Regions from separate parts of the Homo sapiens genome. Here all the other regions are linked to region 3. A link is a loop called in an ENCODE intact Hi-C map of the cell type or tissue named here. Cell type or tissue: heart left ventricle. All regions are shown on one strand. Links, peaks and the distances in the headings refer to the core of each region. The heading gives the core; the rest is flanking DNA.

What was found. Peaks named below come from ENCODE experiments on the same cell type or tissue, not always from the same donor. Only the 100,000 strongest peaks of a DNase experiment are listed, where the experiment ranks them.
Region 1: a loop joins it to region 3, with 6 times the contacts of the local background. A loop is called at or near these places in 8 of 110 quality-filtered maps.
Region 2: a loop joins it to region 3, with 6 times the contacts of the local background. A loop is called at or near these places in 38 of 110 quality-filtered maps.
Region 4: a loop joins it to region 3, with 2.6 times the contacts of the local background. A loop is called at or near these places in 13 of 110 quality-filtered maps.
Region 5: a loop joins it to region 3, with 3.0 times the contacts of the local background. A loop is called at or near these places in 39 of 110 quality-filtered maps.

The regions. Positions count from the first base shown.
Region 1 is chr11:44,908,568-44,914,805 of GRCh38, reverse strand. TSPAN18 (tetraspanin 18) reads right to left here. Exons shown (of 10, transcript NM_130783.5): 5 at 4,907-5,101. Among named protein-coding and RNA genes, the nearest start is that of TP53I11, 39 kb to the left of the region's middle. RefSeq lists an enhancer at 2,943-3,799. In heart left ventricle, for the core only: CTCF peaks have their summits at 3,088 and 3,293 (motif pointing right); DNase peaks (open chromatin) are centred at 2,358 and 3,095.
Region 2 is chr11:44,630,357-44,636,594 of GRCh38, reverse strand. No RefSeq gene overlaps it. Among named protein-coding and RNA genes, the nearest start is that of CD82-AS1, 28 kb to the right of the region's middle. RefSeq lists an enhancer at 687-1,475. In heart left ventricle, for the core only: CTCF peaks have their summits at 1,739, 2,774 (motif pointing left), 3,647 (motif pointing right) and 4,682; a DNase peak (open chromatin) is centred at 1,804; H3K27ac peaks cover 989 bases.
Region 3 is chr11:44,772,076-44,778,313 of GRCh38, reverse strand. All of the region lies in intron 2 of TSPAN18 (tetraspanin 18), which reads right to left. Among named protein-coding and RNA genes, the nearest start is that of TSPAN18-AS1, 39 kb to the right of the region's middle. RefSeq lists enhancers at 436-935, 936-1,437, 3,402-4,176. In heart left ventricle, for the core only: a CTCF peak has its summit at 2,716 (motif pointing right); DNase peaks (open chromatin) are centred at 2,713 and 3,953; H3K27ac peaks cover 2,896 bases.
Region 4 is chr11:44,863,559-44,869,796 of GRCh38, reverse strand. All of the region lies in intron 3 of TSPAN18 (tetraspanin 18), which reads right to left. Among named protein-coding and RNA genes, the nearest start is that of TP53I11, 84 kb to the left of the region's middle. In heart left ventricle, for the core only: a CTCF peak has its summit at 3,677 (motif pointing right); a DNase peak (open chromatin) is centred at 3,626; H3K27ac peaks cover 631 bases.
Region 5 is chr11:44,617,845-44,624,082 of GRCh38, reverse strand. CD82 (CD82 molecule) reads right to left here. Exons shown (of 10, transcript NM_002231.4): 8 at 5,718-5,921; 9 at 5,360-5,443; 10 at 3,725-5,034. The coding sequence ends at 4,957. Among named protein-coding and RNA genes, the nearest start is that of CD82-AS1, 16 kb to the right of the region's middle. In heart left ventricle, for the core only: no CTCF peak of the experiment used is centred there; a DNase peak (open chromatin) is centred at 2,762; H3K4me3 peaks cover 287 bases.

The DNA of each region.
Region 1 (6,238 bases), core at 597-5,596, 140 kb before region 3:
ATCTTACATGGATCATCTCATCAAGCCCTCTCATCTAGTGAGACAGATGCTATTATCAGCAACACCCCCATTTTACTGAGAGCGGATTGTGGCTGAGAGGAACAGTACTCGGCCCAAGCTGGCATAGCTGGTGGGCAGTACCTCTGGGACTTCACCCCAAGAACTCTGATTGCAGAACACAGCCTCTCATCACCATGTTACCCTGGAAGCCACAGGAGCCCCGAGGTCTTATGGTTTCTACATGGCCTGCAAAGCCTCCTGAGGCTCAGCACCAATTCTTCTAGTTTCCCATTTATAGAGTGCTTAGGCATCCCACAAACACAGCCAAGCAAAACATGCATTTCCCACTGGATCATGAATGCAACACTATGGCTGGGAAGGAAGTATGATTATCCTCATTTTGTATATGAGGAATCTAAGGTTTAGAGTGGTTAAGTGACCAGCCCCAGGTCATACAGCCAGGAAATGACAGAGCAGGAGTTAGAGCCCGGGCTTTTCTGACTCCAAAGTCCATGCTCTTAGCCAAACCTCTGCTACCACCTCCTCTCTGTTCCTTGGCTCCGGGGCTGTTTACTGAGCACCTGCTCTGTGCCAGGCACTGTGCTAGGTATTGGCAAATAAATGCATACAAGGCAGACTCAGTCCCCATCTTCATGGAGTTTCCATTGAGCTGAAGCATCAGGAGATGAGATATAAGAATAAACCTGGGAAGCCGTGGACTGGAGGAAGTGGGCCTCCCCAAGCCCAAGGCCTGGGCATGACTTGAGTATGTGGGAGTGTGAATCCTGTGAACCAAAGTGCAAGGCTGAGGTGCCCATGGCAGTCACAATGCCACCTCTGCCAACTCGCCCTTCTCCAGCATGAAAATGTCCTCCTGCTTAAGACAGTTTACCAGTGTTAAAGTCCTTTGGGGAATTCCCCTGGACCCAGCCATTCCTGGGGCTTCCCCTCATCAAGGCCTTTCCCAGGGTTTGCATCCCATTTGCCTAAGGACACCTTTGTCAGCCATTCCTGATCCTCTAATTTGCATCACTTTCCTTAGGATGGAAAAATTAGCAAAGGGGAGGAAACTGCTATGTTGTCTAGTTGGGAACATTTCCAGGCTTTTCTAACCCATCTGCTTATAGGCAATGTCTGCTCACAGTTCCCATTTCTAATAAATATTTACCAAATTTACATACTGCATGTACAATTCAGCTCATTTATCTTTTTTGAATATACTCATCTCTTTTTGCTGTTCTTTTTTCCAGTTGAGCTTGCCTTCATTATAAAATATTTTTAAAATTAGAATTTTTAAATAAGTTGGCTTAAAAAAATCCTTGAAATACTCAAAGGTAAGCAAATGAGAAAAAGGGATGCCACAAATTTTCAATAGGAGGCTGAAATTGTCCTATTGCATGTGAGTGCTGTAATACTGATCAACACGAGTATTTGGGAAATGGACCTTTAGATAGATAAATTGATCATTAGGTGGTCTGGTCATTAGACTGATTGTCCCCAGGTCCTGTAGGACTTCAGTCTCAGAGCAGAGGGAAGGGGACAGTCAGCCCCATCTCAAGGCCTCCTTGCTTTGTGAACCTTTGAGCCAGGTTTCCTGGGCTGACTAAAGTCACTCTTTTGGCCCCTCTCAAGACAAGCCTTCTCTCCTTTCTGACAGGCTGAGAAAGCAGTGAAAGGCTTCTAGAAGGATCCCAGAAGCTGCCAGGGGTGAGGCTCCATGCCCTCTTCGGTTGGAACCACCACACAGTTAGGTCCAGGTTCAGCCGGGAAGGGAGAAGTGGTTTTTCTTATTTTTTAGGGCATAAACCTTTTTGAAAACCTTCCAGAAACTTTGGTGCCTTTCTCTGGAAACACTCACAGAACCCCCCCAACCCCCATGCACACAACACACATGCACACACAACACACATGTGCACACACAGGCACATGTGCACATGCATATATATGTGCACCCACGCACACATGACACCCATGCACATGTAACGCCCATGCACGTATAACACCCATGCATGCATAACACCCATGCACATACAACACCCATGCACGTGTACATATGCACAAAGCAATGCACACATGTACACACAAACACACACGATAGAACACAACATACATGCACATACAACACACGTGCACATACACACTGTACCCATACACATGAGTATGCACACAATCCATGTATACACAATACACATACACAGGACCTGACATAACATAACATTTTGCATATAATTTTAGGTAAATTTTGGAGTCCATTCCAGGCTATCCAGAGCCTGTGGATAGCCCTGGTCTGGGAGCCAGAAGACCTTGATCCAAGCGTCCTTTGCCTCTGACCCACACTGTGACCTCAGGCTTGTGTGGGCGGGGCCCTAGAGAGGGGAGGGCAAGCAGGGGAAGTGGAGAGAGAGACAGGGAAACGGGGAGGGAGAGATCAGGACAGGGACAAGGAAAGGGCGTAGGAATAAAAACAGAGATCAAGAGAAAGACAAGGCCAAGTGTGTGGTGCCCGCCTGGAATCCCAACACTCTGAGAGGCCGAGGCGGTGGATCATTTGAGCCCAGGAGTTCAAGACCAGCCTGAGCAACATGGTAAAACCCTGTTTCTACAAAAAATACAAAAATTAGCTGGGCGTGACAGTACGTGCCTGTGTTCCCAGCTACTCGGGGGGCTGAGGTGGGAGGATCACTTGAGGCTAGGAGGTTGAGGCTGCAGTGAGCTGAGATCACACTGCTGCACACCAGCTTGGGCCACAGACTGAGACCCTGTCTCGAAAAAAAAAAGGACAGAGATGGGGAGGACAGAGGCAGAGAGGAAAGGGAGCTACACAGAGATAGGCAGAAAGAAGGGGGACAAAGGGAGAGAGGCGGGGGTGGGGAGGGGAAGGGGAAGGATCTGCCATCAGGCCTTGTCGAAGGGCCCCCAGCCTGGCAGCCAGGATCACCTCTCTCGGGAGGATCGTGGACACATCTCCTACCCCTGGGCCTCAGTCCTGCCTCGCATAGCACGGGAGGGAGGACGTCCTGGGGCGGCTGGCAGGTTTGCAGGCAGCCACTTACTGGAGGAGACTAGAGCCGCTCCAGCCTGCTCCCAGCCAAGAACACCAGCCTGGCTTCCTGTCTTGGCTTCAGAGCCGAGCCCATTAACAATGAATGAGTCCCTGGGGGCCGAGGTGAGGAGGGGGAAAGGGAGGCTGGGTCTGTTCTGGGACCCATATCCAAGCTCCTTTTAAAGTCCCCTCGGGCTCCCCAGCCAAGACTTCTGCGAGCACCGTGACAAGCTGTAGAGAATTGTCCACCAGGGGGCGCTCAAAGTTTTTCTTTGTTTCTCTTCAAATGAAGTCTGCAGTGTTTGCGCTGTTGAAGGACAAATAGGCCCAAGGCTCCTTGTCACTCATTTCGCAGCTGACTTCACTTCCTTTGGATGGGGAGCATCTCACCGGGACACAAATGGGGCCGTGCAGTGTGCTCTCGTCTGGGGAGGAGGTATGGTGCCAGGTCTCTCCTCCCAGCACTGCTGGTGCTGGCTTATCTACAGAACCTTGCAAGGGAGCCCCCCAGCCAACCAGCCCAGTTCTCCCTGTCATTTAACTCCGCCCACGAATTCGCCCATGAGGAGCATCCGCAAGCTTACCCAGACACACCCACGCTTCTCTAAACAGGGCTGTTTTTAACTTACCCTGTAGCGGGACTGGGCTCAGCCCAGAAGTTCTCCAAGTCCAGGACCTCTTAGAGAAGACCCATCCACCCAGCACAGGAAAGCAGGCGGAGGCCCCAAGCGCCACCACCCATGGGAATCCAGGAGACTCGAGAACGAGAAGACCCACTGCTTGTCTGGTTTGGCTGTGATCTATAGCTGAGCTGGTCGGCCCCCTCGTTTAACAAGAAGACATGGCTGCTCTGGGAGGTTGGGGAACTAGATGGGAGGCACACCCTTAGGGGATGGAGCAGGGAGTACCCTCAAACCAGGCCTGCCCACTGCCCAGCTCATCCGCACGGCTCGGCTGCCTCCCCTGTGCCTGTCTGTGAGGGAAGGGACCATCACTCCTGGTCCCCGACATATCTTCAGCACCCAGTGAACTACATGCGCATGATAGGAGTTCAAGGGCTACTTACTTGATGAATAAGAAACCTTCAGAGGCCATATCATACCGTTTCAGAATTGCATATCTACAAGGGGAAGGCCTCATCCACTAGGCATCTTAGCGATGTTACTAAGGAGTTATATATTAGAGTTTTTAATAGCAAGCAAGTGGAAAAACATCAAGGTCAATGTCAGTGCTCTCAGCTGACCATGCCTTGGAGAAACCTGGTTGTTCAGACCTGGATGCCAAGGCCCCCGCCATCTGGGCCAGCTCACCCACTGCAGGCACGGGCCCACTGCAAAAGCAGGCTCTGGAAGCTGGGGCCACCAAGGCAGATGGAAAAGGCTGGGGACCGCCCCACCCCTGGAGGTGGACCTATGTGGCACAAACCTTATTCTGAGTTTCCTGGCATGCGGACACAGACTAGGTGTGTGTTAAGCCAAGGGTCCTGGATTGACTGCAGGAAAGCAGCAAAATGAAGTGGGAGAGAGGAAGGGCTACCCCAGGGAGAAAACAGGTCCCAAAGGCATGGGAAGAGGCAGCCTGAGGCACTGCAGGGGCCCTGACCTAGCGTCTGTATCATCCCCTCTGCTGCCAACTCCATGGGACTCTGGGCAAGTTGCTGAATGTCTCAGGGTTTCAGGACCATTGACTACCAAATGAGTGGGGTCAGACGTGCTCATCTCCATGATCCCTTCTGCTTTGACAGCCCGCCCCAGTTTGGGAAGCACTGGTCTGAATGGAAGCCAGGCAGGGCCTGGGAGTCTGCAGCCAATCCCTGACACCCCTCAGAGCACCCATGGATGGGGTGGGGGCTGGGGTACTCACAAATAGCAGCAGACACTTGTTCTCACGGACGGCCCCGCAGCAGCCCAGGAAGCCGAGCAGAAAGAGCAGGCCCCCCATGGCCAGGAGGATGTAGGCGCCCGTGAGGAGCAGAGGATTGGCAGCCACGATCTCCCGGAAGCCGGTGGGGTCCACCATGACCCAGATGCCGATGGCCAGCAGGCAGGCCCCGCCCAGCTGCTCGGGCCAGTGGAGGAGTTGGGAGGAGAAACAGGCAGAAAGGGAGGTTAGGCACTTCTGACCCACCACTCCCCTGAGCCAGCCCCAGGGTCAGAGGCATCAAGCACTAGGTGAGCCAGGCAGGAATTCACCTGCGGCGAGAGCCAGTGAGTCCCAGCCGCACCTTGAATTGCTTTTAATTTTTCTAGCTGCCGTGACCTTAAGTGCAACACGCATCCTCTAAATCCAATTTCCGACCCAAGCCCCACCTCGGGCTGTATCACATAAAGGCTATTTGCCAATTTTATCTTCTCTTGAAATGTCAGACCTGTAGGATTAGGAGGTCATCTAGTCCAACCCTCTGATTCCATACAGAGGGAACCAACAACTTGCTGAAGGTCACACAGCAAGTTCATGGCAGAGTCAGAGTTTGGTCGCAGGCCCCCTGACTCCAGCCTCAACACCCTAAACAAAGGTCCATGAACATGCTCTGAGTCAGCCCTATGCTGTGTTTGCACCACCCATGCTAGGGGCTGGGAAGACACAGACCAAGTCATCGTCATTGTCCCCCATGGGACTCTCAGTGAGGTTCCAACTTGAGAGTGGGCTCCCCACTCTCAAATCCATAGCTCAAAAGATTTCTTATTTATGTCTCCATCAACATGGGCTCTCTATGCCTTATTTATCTTTGGAAAGAGGCAGCGTAGTCTAGAGAGAGAGCTGTGCCACTTATTAGTTGTGTGACCCTAGGCAAGTGTCAAAATCTGTCTGAGCCTTTTAGCTTCCTTGTGGTCAAAAGAAGACTCAAACACCTTCATCCTAAGGCAGCCCTAAGGAAGAAAGGATAGAAGGCGTTTAGCAGATTTCAATAAATATCTGCTCCATTTTTCTTTTTCTTTCTTTCTTTCTTTCTTTCTTTCTTTCTTTCTTTCTTTCTTTCTTTCTTTCTTTCTCCTTTCTCTCTCTCTCTCTCTCTCTTTCTTTCTTTTTTGAGACAGTCTTGCTCTGCTACCCAGGCTGGAGTGCAGTGGCGGGATCACATCTCACTGCAGCCTTGACCTCCTGGGCCCAAGTCATCCTCTACCTCAGCCTCCCAAGTAACTGGGACTACAGGCACATGCCACTACACCCGGCTAATTTTTGTATTTTTCTATA
Region 2 (6,238 bases), core at 661-5,660, 140 kb after region 3:
CTGTAGGAGTCTTTACAATTACATCCCTCCAGAGAGAGTTTATATTTGATCCTGCACATCATGTTTGAGCATTACCAACCTGGGACTACATGAAACTGAAATCTCTACTGGAAGTTTACTGATGCACATAGGTAGCACCAATTCAGGTGCAAAGGCACATCAGGGCTGGCTTATGCTTCTGCATTCTCATTGTAGACATTTTTCCTCTTCCACAGGATGTCATGCTTAAGATGGATACATTTCCTTGCTTCCCCTCTGTGCAGTGGAGTTACTTATGCTTTTTTTTTTTTTTTTTTTTAGGTGGTGTTTCGCTCTTGTCACCCAGGCTGGAGTGCAATGGCTTGATCTCGACTCTCTGCAAACTCCACCTCCCGGGCTCAAGCAATTCTCCTGCCTCAGCCTCCCGAATAGCTGGAATTACAGGCGTGTACCACCACCACACCCAGCTAATTTTTTTTTTTTGTATATTTATTAGAGACGGGGTTTCACTATGTTGATCAGGCTGGTCTCGAACTCCTGACTTCAGGTGATCCACCCACCTCAGCCTCCCAAAGTGCTGGGATTACAGGTGTGAGCCACCACACCCGGCTGGAGTTATTTATTCTTTACCCTTACACTAGGAATTGAGTTCTGTAAGATCCCAATTTCATGAGGAATTCTCTTATAGACCCTCCACCTTGAGCAAGCCACATAACTCTTACTACTATTATGTGATTTTTGGTGGTGGTGATGTGTGTAGGTGTGGGTTTTGTGAAGCACCTGGCAAGACTAATGTTCTGAGGGACACCCTTGAAGTGTTGGTTCATTGGCACCTGCTGGGGCAGCCCAGGTGATCTTCCAGAGATCAGACAGAGATCTTGGGCAGGGCAGATTACAGCAGACCCTGCTGCCTTCTGATCTCCCTGGAGGAATGGGAGGAAGGCTTTCCTCCTCCCAATGCCAAGCCAACCAACCTTCAGCATTCTGAATTCTGGGGCTCCAGACCCCAGGTGCTGGGGGATAGAGATTGATGGCCTGGTTGTATTTCAAGGTTGTTCCTGAATAAAACCTCCATTCAGGTATTTATTTGGGAAGAAGAGAGAAGAGCCAGTGCTGGGAGTTGGGATTGCGCCTTTGGCCACAATGAGGAGGAAAAATCGCTGCAATCAAAGTGAGGAGGAGTGCTTAGAATTTCCACGGGCAGCAAGGTCCAAGGCCCACTCCCACGTGGCCCCCCACACCGCGGGATGGCTGCTGTGATCCCAGGAAATGGGTGTTGACCTCACAGCTTGACAGCATTGGTGAAAAGTCCTTGTCTTTCAGCTAACCCTGACAGCAAAGGACCAGCCATTTAGTTTTGAAATGGACCTTGAGGAATTCGGAGTGAACACCCCACAGGCAACCGAGATGGACTGAAGGTCCCCTTGTAAGTGGAGCAGGGGCTTGCGGTGCATGGTGTCTTTGAAGCCTCACACCCGCTCACTCGCCCCCGGAGGCAGGTCCTATTATCATCCGAGATGAAGCTGAAAGAGATAAAGTCCCTTGTCCAGGGCCACCCTGCTGGTGAGGGGAAGAGCCTCAGTGTGCATTGGGGTACGTCTGGCTGGGTCTCCAGGACTATAACTGCTCGAGCTGAGCAGCCTCCAGCTGGGGAAGCATCAGACCAGATCCCACCCACCAGGAAGCCTGGGGTGGGGGGAGGATCTTCATGTTGGTCCCAGGGCACAGCCCCTCCCCCACCCAGGATGTGTCATTCTCACAGGGGCAGCCAGGGGTGAAGGGTAAGCCGGCCGGGGGCGGGGTGGGACCAGGGAGGGTGACGTCACCGCCGGGCTTAGTAATGCTTTGGCAGAGCCTGAAGCTCCCACCTTGGGAGGGAGGGGAAGGAGGAGGGGCATCGCTGGAGCCAGCATCCAGGAGGCTGCCAAGTCGGTGATCAGGGACGGGCACCCTGCCAGGAGCACCCCAGACCAGGCCTCCTGGGAAGGGGGGGACTCTGGGAGAGGAGAGACACTCTTGGTGTGCTGGGAGGGGACCCTGCAAAGCGGTGTCTGTATCAGATTGAGTGCAGAGTGATCCTCGGACTGTCTGTCCATCTGACTGGCAAGGCTGGCGGCCAGCCATCCCCTGATCAATGCCCAACTGTCTGACCGCCTGACCGTTGAGTCCCGTCACTGGCAGATGGACTGCCTGACTGATTTACATGACTGATGCTTGGAGGAGCCATGAAGGATGGGCCAAATCTCTGTCCACATCCGTGAGACCCTGGGCTACCCTCTGAACCTGATGCCACCTCTTATAAACACCCAGGGTCAAGCGAAAGAAGAGAGAAAATTAGCATCTACTGAGGTTTATCAAATACCCAGCCTTGGGCCAGATGCTGGAGGGACACAGCCAAATCTGACAGGGACCCGCCCTCAGGAGCCCACATTCTAGTAGGGGAGACAGAGTCACAGCCGTAATGACAGAAACCAGTGCATTAGATAAGCAAAATCAGGCGAAAGGGAAAACAGCTTTATTCTTGTCACCCAACATTTTTATTTTTTATTTTTTTTTACTTTTTATGATTCCTTCTCCGGTGGAAGTTCATCCCCCCATTCCTGGATGAAAACTCGGGCAGCCCCACAAGTTTTCTGCCCCCGGTTAGGTGATAAAAATTCTTAGGTCACTTTAAATTGCAAATACAGAGTCAGGTTGGCATTAAAAGTGTCTGGTCCGAGGTAGTAACTGCATCTTTGAACTTGGTTCAAAGCTAACCCTTCTTTCTGCCCTTGCTGCCCTCTGCAGGCAGCAAGCTGGAGAAGGGGCTTGGACCTACTTTGCCCCTGCACATGCCCTTGCTCCATGCCCCTCTTCCCGCATGTTGCTACAGACTGAGCACCCCTAATTCAAAAATTCAAAATCTGAAATGCTCCAAAATTCAAAACTTTTTGAGTACCCATGGCATGACACTACGAGTGTAGAATATTCCACCTAACCTCTGCTTTCTGATGGTTCAATATGCACAAACTTGGTTTCATGCACAAAGTTATTTCAAATAGTGTAGAAATTACCTCCAGACTATGTGTGGAAGATGCATATGAAACATAAATAAATTTTGTGTTTAAGGCTTGGGTCCCATTCCCAAGATATCCTATCATGTATCTGTAAATATTCCCAAATCCAAAAATATCCCAGATCTTGTCCGGGCACGGCGGCTAATGCCTGTAATCCCAGCACTTCGGGAAGCTGAGGTGGGTGGATCACTTGAGGCTAGGAGTTCGAGATCAGCCTGGCCAACATGGTGAAACCCCATCTTTACTAAAAAACACAAAAATTAGCCGAGCGTGATGGCGTATGCCTGTAATCCCAGCTACTTGGGAGGCTGAGGCTGGAGAATCACTTGAACCTGGGAGGTGGAGGTTGCAGTGAGTTGAGAATGTGCCGCTGCACGCCAGCCTGGGCAACAATAGTGAAACTCTGTCTAAAATATATATATATATATATATCCCAAATCTAAAACACTTCTGGTCCAGACATTTTGGATAAGGGACACTCACTCTGTATTTGCAGTTCCGGGGCTGCCAGGGCATAGCCCAGAAGGGAGAGGAGTCGGGAAGGAAAGGTTTTGTCTCACCGGTCCTGTTGTGGGATGGCTTCTGCTCACAGGGCCCGGCAGGGGGCAGGGCTGACTCTGTGGATTCTTCTGGACGCCTCCTTCCTGTCCCGGGAGGCTTTGGCTGCACTTCCCACACCGTGGGCCAGGGGCATCCTGTAGGTGGCTGCTGCCCGCTCTAACCCTGGCTTTCCATGCCCACCCCACACTCATGCTCTGCTGTAGCCCTTCCCAGATTTACTTGTCCACATAATTCTGAAGAGGAGGAGGAGGAAGAGCTGTGTTTTGTCAAAGTTCTTGGCAGACCAGGCCCATGTTTGAACCCCAGAAAATATACTTGTTTTCTGCACTCTGTTGAACTCTGGGGAATCCCAGCCAATCCCACCTCAGATCTATCTTCTGTTTATTCCTAGCAGATAGCAGCCCCTTGCTGGCCTTTTTAGATTTTCCTGGTGGGAGCCAACTTTGTCTAGGCTTCTGCATCCCCAACTCACTGGAGACACACGTTACCATCTTCTCATAATCCACTGGGACGCTCTAACCAAGCCATGAGAGGGGCAGGCATTTCCAAAACAGCCCCTCATAGGGGCTGGAAATCTAAGCATCCCCAGATCTCCCTCCAAAGAAATCCTTTTGACCAAACGTCTCCTTCTCTCTAGTCACTTGAGCTTCTGATACCCTCAACAGTCGGGCCATTAGCCTGTTCTCGGCCCAAGCTTCCACCATGGCTCTTATTCCATGATAGGACCCCTCATTTCCCCCCAGCTGCATTCCTTCCCCAGGGTCCCCAAGCCCAGGAAATACAGGCTTCAGCATACTCAGCGGCTCAAGCTGTATCTTGGCGTCTTTGCTGACTCTTGCAGTCTAACCCCAGTGTGCCCTTTTGCTCTGGATTTGCCCATCTCACACCTCTCAGCCTTGGCACTTGCTGTGTCCCCTGCCTTCTCTCTCCTCCAGGGCCTGGCGAATGTGGCTCACCTTTGGCTGTCCAGGGTGGCTCTCGGTCTCCTGATTGCAAATCCTTCCTGTCTCCCAAAATAGCCTGAACTCTAAGGTTGTGGAAGTGCTGCCCTCTCCGGAGCTCTGGGGAGGCTCCCTGGGTCCTACAGATCTGAGTTTCATCTGACAACACATATATGGGCACGCTGGAACTCACCCATTCATTTGCTGAGCACCTATTACATGCCAGGCACTGAGCTAGGCACTCAGGATACAGTAGTAAAGAATCAATAACATCCCTGTACACACTCAGGAGCCCCCACAGCATATATGTGGACACACACACACACACGCACACATGCACACGCACACAGACATAAACAAAGACCCCAGTTTACAACAGGTTTCCTGGGGGCTGGACTTCATAAGGCCTAAGTTCATAGTCAATATGTAACAATAAAATGTCCCTCTTGGCCAGGCGAAGTGGCTCATGCCTGTAATCCTAGCACTTTGGGAGGCCAAGGCGGGCAGATCACCTGAGGTCGGGAGTTCAAGACCAGCTTGATCAATATGGAGAAACCTCGTCTCTACTAAAAATACAAAATTAGCTTGGCATGGTGGTGCATGCCTGTAATCCCAGCTGCTCGGGAGGCTGAGGCAGGAGAATCGCTTGAACCTGGGAGGTGGAGGTTGCAGTGAGCCGAGATCGTGCCATTGCACTCCAGCCTGGGCAACAATAGTGAAACTCTGTCTCAAAAAAAAAAAAAAAAAAAAAAAAAGTCCCTCTTGCTGCCTTCTCTCCCCGCGCCTGTGCTGGGCCGAAAACAGGAAAATGGCCCGCCTGTGCTCAGGAGGTGGGAGGCAGTGAGATGGGCATTGTATGTTCCAAATGGCCTCACTGAGTTCTAGTCCTAATACCTGCCATGCGACTCCAGACTGGCCACCCCTCCTCTGGATCATGATAGAAATGGCAGATGCTGCTGACCATCATCGACCCCTCTTTCTTCTCCTTCCCCCAGCCCTTCTAGGCTGGGGCAGCTCTCCTTCCAGAGCGTAAGGTGCCACCTCCAGGCAAGGCCCACTGGGCTAATCCCAGGCCTGAGGTTTTGTCCTGACTGGGCCTCCTTTAGAAAGTGCTGCCCCCCATTTCCTCCTAAGCAGAGTGGACAGAGGACATCATGCTCAGGGTGTCCTTTCCCCCAGGGGCATCCTGATTCATAGGACCCTTGTCACACACTGGGGCTGCAGCCACCTTCCTCCAACTTCTAGAGGTGGTCATTGTGAGGTTGGAGGCTGGAGCCCCATCCTTTTGGGCCACTGGTGGCAACACCCCTCCACCTCTCCTCTTCCTTCCCTGGAAGACTGGCACCCATCCTCGACACTGCCTCCATGCCTCCTCCTTCAGGAAGCCTGCCAGGTCTCTCTTCTATCTCAGACTGGAGGAACCCCGGCCCAACCCTCTGAGACATGTAAGCAGTATATTCACTTTTCTCCTCTCCAAGCTTTGCTCTAAGCCAGCACTTCTCAAACTGCCCGTGTATCTGAATCAACCGAGGTACTTTTAAAAGCCCAGATTTCCGGCCAGGTGTGGTGGGTTACACCTGTAATCCCAGCACTTTGGGAGGCCGAGGTGGGCGGATCACCTGAGGTCGGGAGTTCAAGACCAGCCTGACCAACATGGAGAAACCCCATCTCTACTAAAAATACAAAATTAGCCTCGCGTGG
Region 3 (6,238 bases), core at 761-5,760:
GGGAGATGAGGGAGAAACTCCCCTCTCCCCATAAGAGGCTACTATTTGCCAACTCAGGCCCTTAAACAAGAGGTGTGCTCCTTCTGGCTAGCTACACAAGTTGCACCATCCTGGGCAATCTCTCCCCTCTCCCCACCTTCCTTCCCCACCTCAGAACTAGAAAGAACCCAGCCCAGCCCCCATTTCTAGTTCTACCTCCTTCTTCCTCCCATGGGTGCTCTAACCACACCAGAAGACTAACTGCCCCACCCCCCACCTGGAGCATAATTCCCATCTGCTCAACCTCTCCAAGGGTTCTCCTGTGCTCTACCCCCTAGGGTATCCTTTCTGTTGGGGGGAAAAATCCTTTAAGAGGCACCTTCTCTCCTGAGCCAGCTTGCCCCAGAGCCCCGCAGACAGAACCCACACATGTGGTGCCTACCTGGGTATCCCTAGTCCCTGAACCAGGGCTTGGCATACAGTTAGCGCTCAATAACTGCATGGTAAATTAAATTGGCACGTCTACCCGGACACCCTCCTGGAGCTGGCATAAAGACTACAAGGAGTTGCAAGAAAGAAAAGGGGGGGAGGTGGGAGGCAGGCTTCAGGGAACCACAGTGTGATCTATTAACAGTGGGAGAGGAGAGAGAATGAATTCATTTCCTCCCTGTAGTAATTTGCCTGTAAATATTCACAAACCATGCAATTTCTCTCAGCCTTCCCATTAAAGACAAATGCATAAATAAACCAGCCCTACCCAGGGGCTTTGCACACAGGCTGTTGTTCCTCTCCTAAAATAATAGGGTGACTATTCACTTAGCTGCAACCTCCCCATCCCCACAGAATTCCGGAGGGGTCCTGGGAAGTGGGTGAGCTGGAGAACAAGGCAGCAGCTTGGCATAAGTAGGTGCTGGTGACCGGGAGCTGAAGCAGAGTTGCTTGCAGGACCCAGGAGGTGGCTGAGCCAGCAGCCCAGAGGCCAGATGAGGTGGCCTCACCTTGGCAGGGTGTCCTCCCCACCCCCAACCCAATCCCCCATAAAGGGTTCAGAGGTCACACATAGGTCTCTTCACTCCATGGATCCCTTGATATGGAAAAAAACAAACACCTCTTGAGATGCTAGAAATGTATGACATATGGGGGAGCACAAAAGTTCCCAAATAGGGAAGCTATTTGAGGGCCAGCATCCCCCAGGCAGGGTACCCTACTTCAGGGGCCATGGCAGGGCAGAAGTCTCCCATCTAGGTCCGCTCCTAAGCTACCCTCAGGTCTCTCTTAACATCTTTCTTTAGAACCAGGCCTGGGGAAGCACCCAGAGAGGGGTAAAGTGCCAGACAGTGCAGGAAGCCAGCTTGTGAGAGGGGGTATCTTTCTCCTCCCCAGGCTGCCCATGCAGGCTCCTGGGGCACCAAAAGGGAGCTTGGGTCCCAAACCCAATCCCTTTAAAACACTCAGAATATAAGCCAAATCTAGAGAAGCATGGTGAAACTAGACACACTCAACCAGGTCCTAGGATGACAATGGCCAGCCCTGACCCAGCACTTCCTCAGCTACCTTCCCTGGAATCCTCATGGCAGCCCTAGGAGGCAGGTTTCGATCATTATCCCCACTTTATAGACGGGGAACTGAGGCCCAGACTGTAGTCACACGGAGAGTCGGGGGCAGAGACAGGGCTCAAACCCAGACATTCCAGCTGCAAGTTCTGACTGTAAAACCACCAACACTCAGAAGAAGGACGGCAGAGCAGAAAGAAGCTGGACACAGGGTCCCAGCACTGGTATGTTGATTTCTTCTTCAGGAGAGGTGCTATTTTCCCTTTAAATATATGACGGCTGTGGTCTGCAGCCCACCCACATCCTCACCCTTAACCCCAGCAGTAGCTCTGTAGGGAAAGGTTATCGTGCCCAATTCACAGATAAAGAAACCAAGGCTCGTGAAGCTTAATGGTCTCCCAGCCAGCAAGTGAGAACCAGGATTTAAATCAGGGCCAATACCACAGCTGTCTCTGCTGGCTTCAGTCCCAGCCCCTCCACCAGCCAGATGTGACTCGGGCCAATCTTTCCCCAAGTGGACCTCAGTTTCTACATCTATACAGTGGTCTTACTAGTTCCTTTCCTGAGTCCCGGCCCAGGGTGGCTGGGCAGATAGAATGAGAAGACAGCGAATGTGAAGGCCACTGCAGAGCACACCAGCCTGCACTGCAGGCTGTAAAGCCCAATAACTGGGCCACTCGGTGAAGACTGACATTTACAACAGTGTGCCCAGACGCCCCACAGGATCCTCTGCCAGCAGAGAGATTCAATTATGGTCATTATGGTGCACTTAGGAAAACCAGGGAGCAGCTAATACATTTTAGAAAGATTGGCAACAACAGAGGTTGAATCAAAACGAGTTTTCTACTTAACCCTCAGTTAAACAGAAAATCCATTTAACCACAAGGCAACACCCTGTCTTCCCAGCCTCCAATCACTTTTATAAAAAAATCGTCTGCCACTTAGCTTTATATTTTTATCACCCTGAAAGCTGCCTTGGAATGAAAAATAAATTCATTGATGGAGAGAAAGATGTCATCGACCTCTATAGGTTAGCAGCCTGGAGCAACATCCTCAAGCCCTTGCTCCCTCCAGCGTGGCAAGAACACAATCCTTGTTTCCATCCCTGCCAAAGATGCTGGCGGACGCTGGAGAAAGCAGCCCCAGAGGCCCAAGAGGAGTGCAAATGTACACCTCCCACCCCCGCCACTAGAGGGAGCAAACCAAACCTTTGCAGTCACCGGAGGCTCCCAGAAGGAGGCTGGCAATGAAACGTGCCTGGAGAGGACCTATAGGGATTCGGTGACCTCCAAGTACGCTAAGCTGCAGAGCAGTCCAGAAGTGTGGGCAGGAACAGGAGCGATTCAAGTTAGGAAGAGTGTTCCCAACAAATGGGGAGAGGAACATATTAGCCAGATAGTTCTCCCTATTATTAAGTAAAGCAGCATTGACTACACACGTGCAAAAAGATACTCCAGGTACGGGGTTCCCAGATAAAATACAGGATGCCCAGTGAAGTGTGAATTTCAGATAAACAACAAATAATCTTTCAGTGATTCTTCCTAAATAGTACATGGAACAAATATTGCTTGGGGCAGATTTATGCTAAAAATTGAGTCATTGTCTATAGGAAGTCCAGATTTAGCTGGGCATCCTTTAATTTTATTTGCTGTACCTGGCGACCCCTCCCAGGAGGTATGCAGGTGACAGCAGACACTAGACACAGCTGAGTGTCCAACAGTAGGGGCCCTCCAGCCCTGTGATGCCCAGGAAGGAATCTCACAAACTGTAAGGCCAGGAGAGATGGGGAAAAAAAGCAGGAAGCCCAACTGAACGGACTTTCTGGTGTCAACTATTGAACACATGCCTGAGTGTGAACAAAAGCAGGAAACGAAGGAGGCTCTGGTCCTAAGAGAGGAAGTGAATGATTTCTTTTCCCTTCATTTTCCAAGCTCTGAATTGTTTTATTGTCTTAACAAGAACAGCCACACACACACAACCAAAGTGCTCAACTTTTCTTATCTTTTGAGATCAACCTGGTTGTTCTATCAGGTGGTGAGTCCTTCGAACTCAGGGAGTGGGAGTTTTTCATCTCTGAACCCCAGTGGATGCCTAGTGAATGGAGGAAAGAAAAAAAGAAGAAAGGGAGGGAAATAAGGAGGGAAGAAGGGAGGATGAAGGAGGCTCTGTCCATGCAAAAGCCAAGAGCTGGGAGGTCCCCAATTGCAAGGTGACTTCTGAGGACCACAGGGACCTCCAGGCAGAAGGAGCCAACTCTGTCACCCCAGGTCTCCTTGCTACCTCTCCTGAATAGAGAGGTTTTGAGGTCAGGAGCCTGGATGCTATCTGGACAGCAGTCAGCCCAAAGCCTGGCCCCAGGCCTGTGGGCCACCTGCCATCACTTCCTCTGCATTTACTAAGAGAAGCTGCCCAGCATGGGGACACACTGTGAGATGCAGGAATGAGCCTGTCTGAGGAGCTTCCCCCAGGGACAGAAAGCAGATACCACACCCCTGGGCTCTGCCCCCTCCTTCTCCCGTGGGACATGCCTGCCTGCCTCTTGGTTCAAGTTCAGTTTAAACAGATGTTCTGTTCCTAAGAAGCCCTGTCTTTGAAGTCCAGGAGAAAAATCTCAGCTCCAAAGGGACCTTTCCTACTGAAGAGACTCTCTGGGGAGTCTCGGCAGAAATAAAAAACAAAACCCCTGGATCCTTATCTCCTGGTATTTATGAGATTTTTAATTAGAACAGCTGCCTCCATGGGCTACACTGCTGAAAGGGAAAGGGAAGGAGAGAGAGGGGCTGAGGGTGGGAGTCCGACTGAGGAGCACAGGACCGGGAGGGAGGCAGCCTCGCAGGCTCCAAACTGCCTCTGAGATGAAGCTTTTAGTGCCCAGCTCTCCATAACCCCAAGCACGGGTACACAAATGGTGCTCAGAACCCTGGTGGCTTTTACGAACTGCAACCAAATACTTATTGACCCAGGGTTCCCAGGACGCCAGGGGTTCCCAGGCTGGTCTTGTGTCCATCCATTCCACCTGGAGACTACCTGGTCCTATTGCAGGACTCAGCTACAGGGTCTCCCCAACCTTCTGACCACCGTTCCATCCCATCCCCCCACAGCAACCCTCTTGGAAGCATCTTGCTATGGGCATGCCAAGAGCGGGGCAGTGGAAGCCGTCCTTCCAGGGAGCTGGCAACAAAGGGATGAACTGCCTGTAGGGAATTTTGAAACAAACCTAAAACCCACAAAAAGCTGACAGTTCTAAACAATGTCGGTGATAAAATGCTCTGCTTTGAGAAAAAAAAAATCTTTTAGTGATCTAAGTTCTAAACAATTGCTGCAGTCACTGGTGGGTTTGTTTTTTGTTTTTTGGGTTTTTTTTTGAGATGGAGTTTCACTCTTGTTGCCCAGGCTGGAGTGCAATGGCGCAATCTCAGCTCATCACAACCTCCGCCTCCCAGGTTCAAGCAATTCTCCTGTCTCAGGCTCCCTAGTAGCTGGGATTACAGGCATGTGCCACCACGCCCGGCTAATTTTATATTTTTAGTAGAGACGGGGTTTCTCCATGTTGGTCAGGCTGGTCTCGAACTCCCGACTTCAAGTGATCCACCTGCCTTGGCCTCCCAAAGTGCTGGGATTATAGGCATGAGCCACCGCGCCTGGCCAGTGAGTTTTAATAATGTGTATGTAAGCTTCAAATGAGCATATTTTTATTACTTAGGCTTTAAAACACATTGTGTTTGCATAGGTGTGAATTCAGAGAGCACCTACTTATTCAGTCAGAAGCCAACATGTGTGGATCCTGTGATACCTGTTCATTTGGAGAATAAGAACTCAAAATCGGGCTCAGTGCAGTGGCTCACGCCTGTAATCCCAGCACTTTGGGAGGCTGAGGCAGGTGGATCGCCTAGGTCAGAAGTTCGAGACCAGCCTGACCAACACGGAGAAACCCTGTTTCTACTAAAAATACAAAATTAGCTGGGCGTGGTGGCACATGTCTGTAATCCCAGCTACTAGGGAGGCTGAGGCAGGAGAATCACTTGAACCGGGGAGGCGGAAGTTGCAGTGAGCTGAGATGGCGCCATTGCACTCCAGCCAGGCAACAATAGCAAAATTCCATCTCAAAATAAATAAATAATCAATAAATAACAATGCAAAATAATACAGAAACTCCCAATACAGTGTATTACCTATCATGAATAAACTAGAGATTATTTAAAGTATACAGTATATAAGCAAATACTACTCCATTTTATATCAGGGACTTAAGCATTAATGCATTTTGCAAGTTTCTTCATGTATTGTTTTCTCTTTTGTCAAAATATCTATTAACGTAATTAAGAACTGTTGACCCGTTACCTTTTTACATTTTCCATGTCATAACGGTTGTTTACTGGCATGGTTATACATACAAAGTTCACAAAAATTTCAGTCTGTTTCTTTTCTGGCCATTATTCTAATTGATTTTATTTCATCATTATTATTGAAAATAATTTTGTTGTATAGAGGAAGCAAGTATACAAAAATCATGTGCTCTAGGTGTCATATATCCTAGAGTGATGGATAATTTGGGTCAAACATTATTCTGGGAGTGTCTTCCAGGCTGTTTCTGGATGAAATTGACATTTAAACAGGTAGATTGAGTAAAGCAAATGGCCCTCCCCAATGTAGCTGGATCTCATCCAATCAACTGGAGACCTAAATAGACCAAAAGGCTGAGTAAG
Region 4 (6,238 bases), core at 770-5,769, 91 kb before region 3:
GGGGACTGTGTGAGGGACGGAGGCCTCCAGAGAGACTGAGCCTCCTAGAAGCCTTTGAACACTGGGCCCGTGTGACAGCTCAGGGCATCCTGTGGTCTGCGGCCTCTGAGTTAGGATAAAGTCATGGACGGGGCCTGGCCGTGTCTCTAAGGCACTGTGGTTCCATCAAAGGGAGGTGGGGGCAGCACCAATCACATCCTGGCATCAGCTACGTGCCAGGGAGAAGCTGACATTTATCCTGCTGATACTATTGGACGTGGGACATGTACATTTGCTGAGAAGACTGTCTGGGCCCAGCTTCTATGCACTGTGGAGAGATCTGACTTGTTCCTGGTTGTACAGTTAACTGGTTTTAACCTCTCCACGAGTGAGAAGTGGGTATTTACCAAACCCATTTTAGACTAAAGGAAACCAGAGCTCTAGAAGGTAAGTCACTTGTCTGAGGTCACACAGCAAGAGGCAGGGATAGGATTTCAACCCAAGGCCTTTGCACAGCATGGGAATGACTTTTTTCAAAGCAGTCTGAACGCTCTCTTGGTTGGTAGTGAGCTCCCCATCGCTACAGGTATGTAAGCAGAAGCTGAATGAGCACCTCTCAAGGAGTCAAAACCGATCACCTTAAAATCCCTCCCGGCCCAGTCTGCAAGGCCACACATCCTTGCTGATCACTTTCTTCGAGAGTTAAATCTATACACTAAGAGTAAAGCAGAAAAAAGGGCCTAAGCCCTCCTAAGGGAACGCCTAGTGGGCAGAACCTGGCTGGCACCCCCTCAGCCAGAACCACAGCTCCTCCAAGTGCTCACCACAAATCAGCAGTGATTGTGGGTTGGGGCTAATGTGATCCTTAAGTACACACAGACCAGGGCCAGCATCACCTGGCTCCAAGCAACTGCTCTTTAAACTAGCACCAGCAGTGGATGCATTGGAAGCAGGAGCTGCCAAACTCAAAGCACATAGAGTCCCCATCTGGCCCTCCAGCCAGCGGCCTATTTCAGACCTGCCTCACTTTCTGCCCTGGTGTGGGCGCTCCACCTTCCCCCTCTCCGGTTCTGCCCGCCCCAAGGACTCAGGACCCTGGTTGTGGTTTGCAAGTTTTCTCCTCCCGGCCAGTGGCTGGACTCACTGTAGGATGAGCTCATTGGAAGCTCCTTTCCAAGCAAGAGCCCTGATCCTGGGAGAGGCGAGTCCCCATTCCCTAAGCTGTGCCCGCCTGGCCCTAGGAAAGCAGCAAGGAAGGCTGGGGTCTCTGAGGAAGGGGCTGGGCTGGAGCTTCCTCTGCTTCCTCCTCTCCATGGGGCTCCCAACGCCAGTACTGAGGTGGGGAGGCCAGGTGCCCTCCACACCCATACCCACAGCCCAGCTCCCACCTCGGGCCCCGACAGGATCCTCTCCTGGTCTCCTCCCAGCTCCACACTCAGCTCTTGCATGTCCTGGTGCCTCCATTCCAGGCCTAGCACCCAGATGTGCAGATGGTATTTTGTTTTTCTCTATCCCCAAAAAGATAAAGGGGAGCATGCAAAGATGAATTATAGTGCCTGGCAGCAACTGAAGGCTTCCAAGGCACTCAGACAGAGAGTGACGGCAGATGGCCACCTGGGTTCCAGCCTCCAACTGCGTCCCCTGAGGGAAGGATCTAGTAACAGGGCAGGGCTCCTGCATGACCCGGGTATCCACGCTGCACCCGGCCTCCTTTTTCTCCATCTCCCCACAGGCCCAACCCTGCCCTCAGAAGCCAGCCTGTCACCAGCTGGAGGCCTTGCAATGACTGCAACTGAGTCTGTTCACCCTCAACCATTATCCCACCTCCCTGCCATCTTCTCAGGGCATCACCTGTCCTCCTCCTCTGCATAAACCCTTTTATGGCTCCCCAGTGCTCCTGGGGAAAAGCCCAAACTCAGCACAAGCAGCCTATCTCATATCCCTTCCCCTCCTCTACTTCCTCTGCTCACTCCACCCAGTGGCACCATTTGTAGCTCCTTGAATGCTTCTGCTCTGTCATGCCCCAGGGACTTTGCATGTGCTGATCCCTCTGCTGGAATCTACTCTCTCTCAACTCACACACAGACTCCTTTGTCCCCTTTTAAAACATACATAAACGAGCCGGGTGTGGTGGCTCGTACCTGTAATCCCAGCACTTTGGGAGGCTGAGGAGGGTGGATCACCTGAGGTCAGGAGTTTGAGACCACCCTGGTCAACATGGTGAAACCCCATCTCTACTAAAAATACACAAATTAGCTGGATGTGGTGGTGCATGCCTGTAGTCCCAGCTACTCAGGAGACTGAGGCAGGAGAATTACTTGAACTGGGGAGGTGGAGGTTGCAGTGAGCCGAGATCGGGCCACTCCACTCCAGCCTGGGTGACAGAGCGAGACTCTGTCTGAAAAAAAAAAAAAAAAAAAAAAAAAAAGATTCATAAACCAAGCCTTCTCCAGTACCTCCCCCTTCCCCAGCGTGCATCACCTGGTCTATGGGCTGATGCATTGCAGTGTATTAGACAGACCACTGCCTGCTGTTGCCCTCAGGGACCCTCAAACTTGAGCTTCCATCAGAATCTCCTGGAGGGCTTGTCAAAACCCAGGGTGCCGGGCCTCACCACTCTCAAGTTTCTGATTCAGTGGGTCTGGAGTGGAGGTCTGAAAATCTGCATATCCAGGTTCCCAGGAGATGCTGGTGATGCTGGTCTGAGGATCATGTTTGAGAACCACTATTTAAACCCTGAGCAACTTGAGGTTGGTCTTTTATTATTTTTTTACCTCCAGTCTCTGAAAGAATCTGATTTAAGGTTGGTGTTCAATCAATACTTGAATGAAAGGTATTGATGCATTTGTTGCAGCCAATGAGAGTGACAGGATTATGTCTTGAGACTTTTTTTCCCCAATTTGTTCACTCTGCAGTGGGCATTCTTCTCTCTTCTTTCCGAAGATGGTGGCCAAGTCTTTGGGTCCTATGCCTTGGGGGCGGCTGGTTTCCCAGGCCAGTCAGAAAATGGCTGGGTCTAGGAAGACAGCTTAGGCTGAAGCCCATGAAGGTGGCTGCAGTGTGAGCCTGCAGAGGAGGGCAGCAGAGGCAGCAGGCTTGAGGGGAGGGGTGGAGAGTGTTTCTGGAGATCAGCCAGATTGGTAGGATCCAAAAGTTACAAGCTCAGGTGCCCTGTTCCCGGAACAGCTCTTCCAAGAGGTGATCAGGCTTTAATGGAGTGATCCTGAGATGCCAGAGAATGGTTGGGAGACTGAACACCGAAGCTCATAGCTCGGAGTTGCAACCAAAGACCACAGCTGTGCCCTGGCTAGCACAGAAATAGCTGCTGCCCACCTGGCCTCATTAGACCCTGAGATTGGCAAAGAAGCCTGTCTGCGGGGCCCCTGTGTGGGCTCAAGTCCAGCAGCCTTTCCCAAATGTTTCGGATCACATAAGGCCACCAAGACTCCTATGTGATCCTAGGTGGCAAGAAATCCACTCCCCAACATAATTGGGATTGAATGTCTTTCAAATTCGTGGAGGGAGCTGAAGGCAGATTTAATCAGATTTAGAGAAGTAAAGGCAGACGGCACACCTCGTACCTGCTGCAAGTCCATTTAGCACCGATGATGTGCTGGGCCCCATGCCAGTCCTGCTGGAACCTAATGCCAATTGTGTTCACTTGGACCTGGGCCTGTGCCCGAGTGTGGCAGCAGAGGGCACAGCTGGGAGTGCAGACTGTCAGAAGGTGAGCAGGAACAATCGATTGTGCTGCCGGGGTCACAGAAGCTGGAGCTGGACTGAGCCCTGGGGCACTGTGACAGAAGAGGGGCCCCCAGCAGGTGGCCATCCACATTGTTTGTGAGGCTGGCACTCCAAGCCTGGACTGAATGTGGTTCGGCTCAGGCCACTCCCATCCCCAGGACTCTGAGACCCCATAGAGTGCTGGAGACCCCTGTGACTCAGAGCAAACAGTGCTGGGGAAGCCAGGCTGCCTAAGGGACCCGACTGCTCCTGCTCCTGTTCCTGCTCCACTGAGACCCCTTGGCACCAGCCTCAGGACTTTTAGCCTGGATGACAACTGGCTGCAACAGCCACCAGGCTACTGTCCCCTCCTGACTGCATAGCTGTCCCCTGTCCTTAAGGAGAGAAAAAAAAGAAGAAAAGTTCTAGTCTTGAAGAACCCCACATTCAAAGAGAATGTTGCTAGGAAAAGGGACTGATGGGGTTGGCAGGTGGAGGGAAGAGGAATTTGCTTTTTAATTTAAATCCTTCCAGATCATTTGAATTTTTAAGAAGCCTATATTGCTTGTGTAATAATAACTTTTCAAAGTAACTTTTTTGTCTTACAAATGCAAAGTAGTCTGGAAAAACCCGTGTGGGAGCAAGAAGATGCAACAAATAGCTTAAGGGTGTTCATTAAATACACCATCATCATCCTTTCTTGAGCATTTACCACGTGCCCAGAGCTCTGCAACTGTTTTAACACTCATTATTTAATTTAAAGCTCATCGCAGCCCTATGATGCCATTAGTGCTACCATTTTCTAGATGAGAGTTGAGAATTTGAGAGAGACTCAATAACACGCCCAAGGTCACCCAGCCTCAGAGCTGGCGTTTGCAAGCTCTGTCCTTAAATCAGGGTACACACCAGGCTGCCTCCCTGAAATCAAACTGAGAAACTTAATCAGCTCAAAAGCCATTTGTTTTGAGTCCATTCCACTACTTGAAAATTCCTTATATTCCACGGGAGCCAAAATCAAATTGTCACAGAAAAACAAGCCAAGAGATTGGTATGTCCAACCACCCCGGCTGAGGCTGGGACAACACCGATTCCAGTAAATCCACTGTGATCCTTCCACCCATCCATCCATTCACCAACCTCTGGCTGATGCCCCACATGGCAGGCTCTGCTGGCTGCCAGAGACCAGAGAGGGTGAGATACCCACAAGGAGACCGCCAGGCAAACACAGGGGCAGACTGGACCCCCAGCACCTTCCATGTACAGGCTTGGCGTCCTCCAGAAATAATCAAAACCCTTTGCAGTTCAGGATCCAAAGAAGCATCAAAGGGGGGTGAAAAATGAAACAGGACCTTGCCATTGGCACCCAGGGCAAGCCCATCTTCCCCGTGAAACACTTAGTTTTCCTGATGCTGAACTGGGACTTGGCAATCCACCCCATAAGGTCCATGTGCAACACTGGACCAGTCCATTTTAGTGGATGCTCTGGCATTTCACCCAGGCCTTAGGCCCAAGATGGCAAGGGAGGGTTGAACAAAGCTTCGGGTGCCATGGGAAGCTGGGGTGGGATTTTCCCCAAGGCCTCAGCCTGAAGACCTGAGCTGCCGAGAGCAGGGACCCTGAGCATCCTATCCAATAGGACCCCACGTGCCTCTCAGAGGCCCAGGCACACAGTAAGTGCTCAATGAAGTGTTGGTGAATGAATGAATAAATGTGATTCTGGGTAAGGCAGCCCCAACCCCAACACTTTTCGGAGATGGGAGGGGTGTGACACCCCACCCCATCACCAAGTTTTTTTTTTTTTTTTTTTTGAGACGGAGTCTCACTCAGTCACCCAGGCTGGAGTGCAGTGGTGCGGTCTTGGCTCACTGCAACCTCTGCCTTCCAGGTTCAAGCAATTCTCCCACCTCAGCCTCCCAAGTAGCTGGGACTACAGGCGAATGCCACCACACCCGGCTAATTTTTGTATTTTTAGTAGAGACGGGGTTTCACTATGTTGGCCAGGCTGCTCTCGAACTCCTGACCTTGAGATCCGCCCGCCTCAGCCTCCCAAAATGCTGGGATTATAGGCATGAACCACCGTGCCCGGTCCCCATCACCAAGTTTTTTGGGACATGGACCAACAGGCACCTATACACTGAAGACTCCCACAGAGTTATATTAATATGATTGAAATATAAATAATAACAACACCAAATAGCATCAGTACTACACTGAATGCTGATCCCTGGCAGGTGCTCTGTTAAGCACTTTCTGTCATTCAAGTATTTCCTTCCATCTTCACACAGTCTTACGAGAAGTGACTATTACTATCTCTAACTTACTTATAAGAATACTGAGGCTGTACTGCTAGCAGAGCTCAGATCCGAACCCAGGTCTGACATGGAATACAATGTTTCAAGCGGAAGGAGCTTGACAAACTATAGGCCAGGAGGCTAAGGACATCAGTAGTGCAGCAGGGACCCAAGTCTCCCAACTTCCAGCCCAGGGTATGCCACTAGGGCAGCTGCTTGCAATGCTCTAAGTGAAAATGAGCCCT
Region 5 (6,238 bases), core at 864-5,863, 150 kb after region 3:
GATGGGACAGCTGGGGGCCGGGGTGCTCACAGCTCAGATGTCCTCTAATGGCCCTCCTACCTGCTCACCTTCCCACTAGGCAAGAGGCTGAGTACAGGTCTTACCTGCCCCAGCCCCAGCCCCTTGGGCCAATCAGCCATCCCTGCCCCGGAGGCACCAAGGCCCAAAGTCCTCCCGTGGGCCTCATTCCTACTCAGGGAAGGTATCCCCCAGAGGATGGGAAACCTCCCCTTGAAGCTGGGGCCAGTCCTGGAATGGGCTGCTTGGGGAATGAGCTCACTGTGTACGTGACCGCATTTGGCTCCCACAACAGCACTGGGAGTGAGGAATGAGAGTCCCCATTTTCCCGATAAGACTAAGAGAGGTGAAGTTGCACAGCCTGTCACGTCCAGTGGCAGCTGCTCTGATTCTATTTGATTTCAGTTGGGAAGGGGATTGCCAGGGCAATGGCTGATTCCTGCACTGTGGCAGGGGCGATGAGCACTTCCTCCTACTTTCCTGTTTGTTCGACGCGCTGTTCATTCTACTTCCTTCCACAGGAAGGGGCCTTGGATGGGCCCCAGGGATCCCACAGCAGCACTTGGCTCAGACTGTGCTGTCAGCAGTCGGCAGTGTGTGCTGGTACGTACCTGTGTACGTGTGGCAGGGTGTGCTGTGTGCATGCGTGTGCTGTGTGTGCACGTGTGTCCTGGTGCATCAGTTGTGTGCAAGAGTCTCTACACTCATCAGAATGCAGGTGCCATGTGGGCAGGGGGTTTGTGTGTGTTCACTGCTGTGTTCCTAAGATCCTAGAACTGTGCTTCACAAATAGTCTGTGCCATTAAGTATTCATGGGATGAATGAATGAATAAATGAATAAACCTTAGCCTACAGCCTCTAAAGACCCCAGAGAACAGCCAGACATTTGCCCCGAGGCAGCGTAGCAACCTGGGTCTCTGTCCTTCTGCAGGGGAGAAAGGCGATGGGAGCGCTGGCCCAGGAGATGCCTGTTGGCTAGATGCTCCAGCGTCACCAGTGTGCCCCTCCACCCGGCTGCTCTCAGCCTGGGGGACCTGCTCACCTGGAAGATCATCTGGGGCAGAGGCTGGAGGCAGCTCTGCTAGGAGACAGGATGGTGATCAGCGGCAGAGGGGGCTCTGCAGTGTAGGCCCGGGAAGGCCAGGCAGGAAGACACTTGGCTTTCCCTGTTCACTACGGGCCACCCATGGCTTAGTCTCAGGGAAGAAGAGCTAGGGTTCCTCCCAGCTGGGAATGGACTGAGCCCTCAGGGGCCTTCAGGGCCTCGAGTGTGTGCGTGTGAGAGAGTGCATGCATGTATGTGCACATGTATCAGGCTGCCATTCACCAGTACTCACCCAGCCAGCCATACCAGTTATTATGAATAAAATGGAGAAATATTTCCACACCAGTTGAAAATTCCCCCCCAGCTCAATCTCTCAGAGCTCCTGCACCTCCCGCCAATCCATACGTAAGGATCCCATTCCAGCTCAGGCCTGACTTCCATACCTATTGGTCAGTGGCCATGCCAATCAGTGCCCCCCAAAGTCCAGCTCCCTGAACACATCCTAGGCACTGTCTCTAACCTCCCACGGGAGCCCAAAGAGCAACCCTTTGCTCCAGCCATTCTTCCTGGCTGCCCCAGGGAGCTGTGGGTGGGCACTGCCAAGGAGCACCCTTGTACTCTCCTCCACATGGTACCCATGTGCCAGTCCTTTGGGCCTGTCAGGGCCCTTGGCAGGAGAGATGGCAGCCCACAGAGGGCCCAGGGAGGGCAGCTGGAAGGTGTGGAAGCCCCAGATGGGCATGGGACAGATTAGTGGCTGCAGGGACGATTCTGAGTGTTAGACATGGGTCTATGTTCCCTCCCTCCCAAAACCTCACAGGCTGGGAGTAAGTGGGTTGCTGAAACTGGGTGCTCCCCAGGAGGTTGAAATGAGGAACCCAGCAGGCTCAGAGCTCACAGTGACCAGATTTCACAAAAGCGAGGGTCAGAGCCTCACACTACACACGTCCTGGGGCTGTTCTGGGAAATCTGGAAGGGCAGGAGCCAGTGGAGCCAGGAGGATGGTCTTTGAAGTCAGATACGTGGGGTTCAAATCCTGGCTCTGGCCCCTTCCAGCTGTGAGCTCTGGGCAGGATGGACGTGTCAGAGGAAGCAGCCCACCCCTTCGCTAACTTCTGACGTTTTCTCAGTCCTCTATTTTGCAAACAGCTTTGAGCCCACCCTCAGCCTGCCAGGCCCCGTGTCGCACAGGAAGATGGAGATGCAGCTGGACTCAAACTCAGGTCCCCTTGCTCCCAGTGAGAAAGCATTTATGAAAAGACACCCAACAGCTCTCTGCTACCCTTCCTGAGGGTGGAAGCTGTGGGGGGCCAGGGAAGTCAGGCCAGGTGGAACCATCGACATTTTCCTCTCCTGCCCCCATCCCAGAGGGAGGCGACCAAGGCCACAGAGGGACCCACAGCCGACCCCACCGCTGACACCTCCTCAGCTGCCACATTCGCTGAGAGGTCATCACGTGGCTTGGGACAGACATTACTCCAGGTCTGAAAATCTTCCGGAATCAACGCAAAGGGGTGCAAATAGGCAGATTCCTTGTCCCCACCCTAGATCTGCAGCGCCAGAATCCTTGAGCCTTGGAATCTGCATTTTCACAAGTGCTTCCACTGGAGTGGGACGCTGGCAGGCCCCGCGTTGGCGAAACTGGGAGTAACCACGGAACCTTTGGGCTCTGCCGGGCTCCTAGGCTGAGGCTGCAGCGCCGCCTGGTGGTCCCTGCTGAAACACCACTCTAGCCGCCGCCCCGCCTGGCCCCACTGCAGGGAGGCAAGAGTTCCCCTCCCCACTGGCTCCAGAAATGAGAGAAGGTGGGGCAAGTGCCCTCTGGACTTCATGACGCCGGGCAAGGGGCATGCTGGGGCTCAGTCGTCAGAGCCGTGCACAAGTAAGAGCAAGCTTCTTTTTCTTTTTCTCTCTCTCTCTCTGTCGTTTTCTTTTTCTTCCTTTCTTCTTTTTTGACAGATTCTCGCTCTGTTGCCCAGGCTGAAGTGCAGTGGCACAATCTTGGCTCACTGCAACCTCCATCCCCCGGGTTCAAGCAATTCTCCTTTCTCAGCCTCCTGAGTAGCTGGCATTACAGGCGTGCACCACCACACTCGGCTAATTTCTGTATTTTTTGGAGAGATGGGGTTTCACCATGTTGGCCAGGTTGGACTCGAACTCCTGACCTCAAGTGATCCACCTGCCTCAGCCTCCCAAAGTCTCACATTTCATCTTAAAAAGTCCCCTGAATTCTGCACATCTTACTCCATCACATTTCTTTAGTATGAAAATGTTTCCTTCCACAAATCTTTGCAGAAACGGATGCTCTAGAAAGCGATGCCAAGTTTATCCTGTGGCTTCCCTGTCCCCCATCACCAGCCCACTTTTGTGCAGCTTCTGGGGGCACCCATACCCTAGTTTCAGAAGCAGGAATTGAGAGGTACAATCTATACCTCTCTTAGCACCAAATCAAACTCCAGGCACCCCGGCATGCAGGCAGGCCCATCAGAGCCTGGCCCATCACGGTCCTAAGGTTCAGGCTGCAGAAGCAGATGCCTGCGGGGAGGGCAGAGCAGTGAGGGGTCCAGCAGTCTCCAGCAGACCCAGCCACTCTGCTCACACCCTCTGCCCTGGGTCCTCCCCTGCCCCAGGAAGCAGCATCCCTACCATTCCAGACTAGACTGTTATAAATCCTCTTTAATAGTCTTAGAATCTTGAGTGTGTTTTACAGAATGGTGCACACAAAGCCCCCTCCCCTCTCCCCCTACAAGGCACAGCCTCACCCACCCCACTCCCCAGGGGCCAGAGGACCGCTTGCCAAGAAAGGCCAGCCCACCTTCTCCCAGGAGAAGCCATCCTCCTCCTCCCCGCCCCTGGCCAGCTCCGGACCCTGGAGAATACAGGACCAGCTCTGTGCCATGCCCCCAAGGACTCACCTGTCCCTAAGCAGCTCAGGGCCAAGCCAGATCCCCTTACCCAGGCAGACCCCCTCCAGCCCAGCTCCCCTAGGCCGTGTCCCTAGGGCATGGCCTAGGCTAATCTGAGCTGTCTAGATGGACCTGCATCAGGCCTGGGGAAGGGGTGCCACCCCTTAATATCAGGTAAAACCCACCCTCTCCCCTCTCCCACTGCCTTCAATATAATTGTGAAAAATAAAGATATAAATGTCATAGTGGGAAATAAGTTGACCCACCCAGTAGGCAGTCTCCTGACAGCCCAGAGTGCCTTATCTAACGCCCTTCCCTCCCCAATTTTTTTTTTTTTTTTTTTTTTTTTTGAGACGGAGTCTCTTTCTGTCCCCCAGGCTGGAGTGCAGTAGCACGATCTCAGCTCACTGCAACCTCCGCTCCCGGGTTCACACCATTCTCCTGCCTCAGCCTCCCAAGTAGCTGGGACTACAGGTGCCCGCCACCGCGCCCGGCTAAATTTTTTTTGTATTTTTAGTAGAGACGGGGTTTCACCATGTTAGCCAGGATGGTCTCGATCTCCTGACCTCGTGATCCACCCGCCTCGGCCTCCCAAAGTGCTGGGATTACAGGCGTGAGCCACCGCGCCCGGCCCCCTCCTCCCCAATTTTTCATACAGTTGCCCCTATACAATATACACACCCTTGAGGGCAGGTAGAAGTCCAGCCCACCTGCGCCAGGGACGCTGTGGGGAGCATTTTTCTCTGAGTTGCTAAGAGAACCCTGATGGGCGGTGAGCAGAGGAACCACAGAACAGCCAGGGCTCAAGGCTGGCAGCGGATAGGCCAGGAGAGATCGCTAGGCCCCAGAAAGCCCCCTACTTTCAGTCAGGATGGGCAAGAGGGTCTTCGCAGTGAAGTGGGAGGCAGGCCTGGAGGAGGGAGCCAGGGAGACCCCTGGGAGCCCTGAGGTTGGGGGCCAGGCAGGGAGATGGGGATAGCAGCTGCCTCAGTACTTGGGGACCTTGCTGTAGTCTTCGGAATGGACGTGCCGGCACAAGCAGATGGACAGGACCATCCCCAGGAGCTGTGGGGAGAGGCGGAGAGTCAGAGGGAGGCTGGGTGTCCCGGCCTCAGACGCCCCAGCCTCACCATCCAGGTTTACATGGGGATTAAGTGGATCCTCAACTTGAGCCTCACAACCACCCTGTGATGCAGGCAGCAGAGGGAGGCCCAGAGCGGGGCAGTGCCTTGTCTGAGGTCACACAGCCAGACAGTGCTCAGACCAGAGGGCCTCTGGAAGCTGATGGGGTGCTGGCCCCCTTGGCCACCACCTCCCCAAGGAGATCAGCAGAACAGAGACAACCCAGGAGGACCTGGGATGGAGAAGGGATGGGGGAGGGGGCTCAGACCTCGATGATGGCCACACCCACGCCCACGCCGAGGATGATGCCCAGGTTCTCCTGCAGCCACGCCTGCACCTTCTCCATGCAGCCCTGCAAGGGCAGAATGCGGTCACATCACCCCGCTCTGCACCATCCCACCCCGCCATGCAGAACCACCGAGAGCCCCCCAGTCCCAGCCCGGAAGCCCCTACAGAGGGCTCTGCCTGTTCCTTGAATAAATACATTAACAAAGAAGTAGATGAAGGTACAAATGACAGATGAATTAAGGGAAGGAACTAAATGCAGGAAGGAATTGCTGAGCAGTAGCCCAGATGGCCCCCAACGCCCTCGGAGCCCCGCCCCCGATCCGCAGCCCCCCGCACACCTCCTGGTACACAGGCCAGTCCTCAGGGTGGTTGCCACTCTGGGTCCTGTTGCCGGGGGCCTCGCAGAAGCCCTTCCTCACAGAAAGGCTGTTGTCCTCTTCCCCCTTGACTTCGCAGGAACAGGGGTAGGTGACCTCAGGGCGATTCATGAGCTCAGCGTTGTCTGTCCAGTTGTAGAAGCTGACCCAGCCGCAGCACTTCACCTGGGCAAGGCAGGGGACAGACTGCTTGTGCTCACGGCTCACCCTAGGCAGGCTGCCCTCCTGGCAGAGGGAGGACCTCCCCAGGACAGAGACTGAGATATGCCACTTCCAGGCCCCTGGTCCCAGCCGAACCATCATAAACTACAAGTACAGCAGAAAAATCAAAACCAGGACCAGCAAAAATACAAAGCAGAGTAGGAAGGAAGTTCAAGTTGAAGGAGCGCAGGTGTGCAGGGCACAAGGAGAATGGACGGCAGACAGTTCACAGTGCAGGGTTTAAAGTCAGGCTACTGGGTTACAATCCCAGCCCTGCCGCC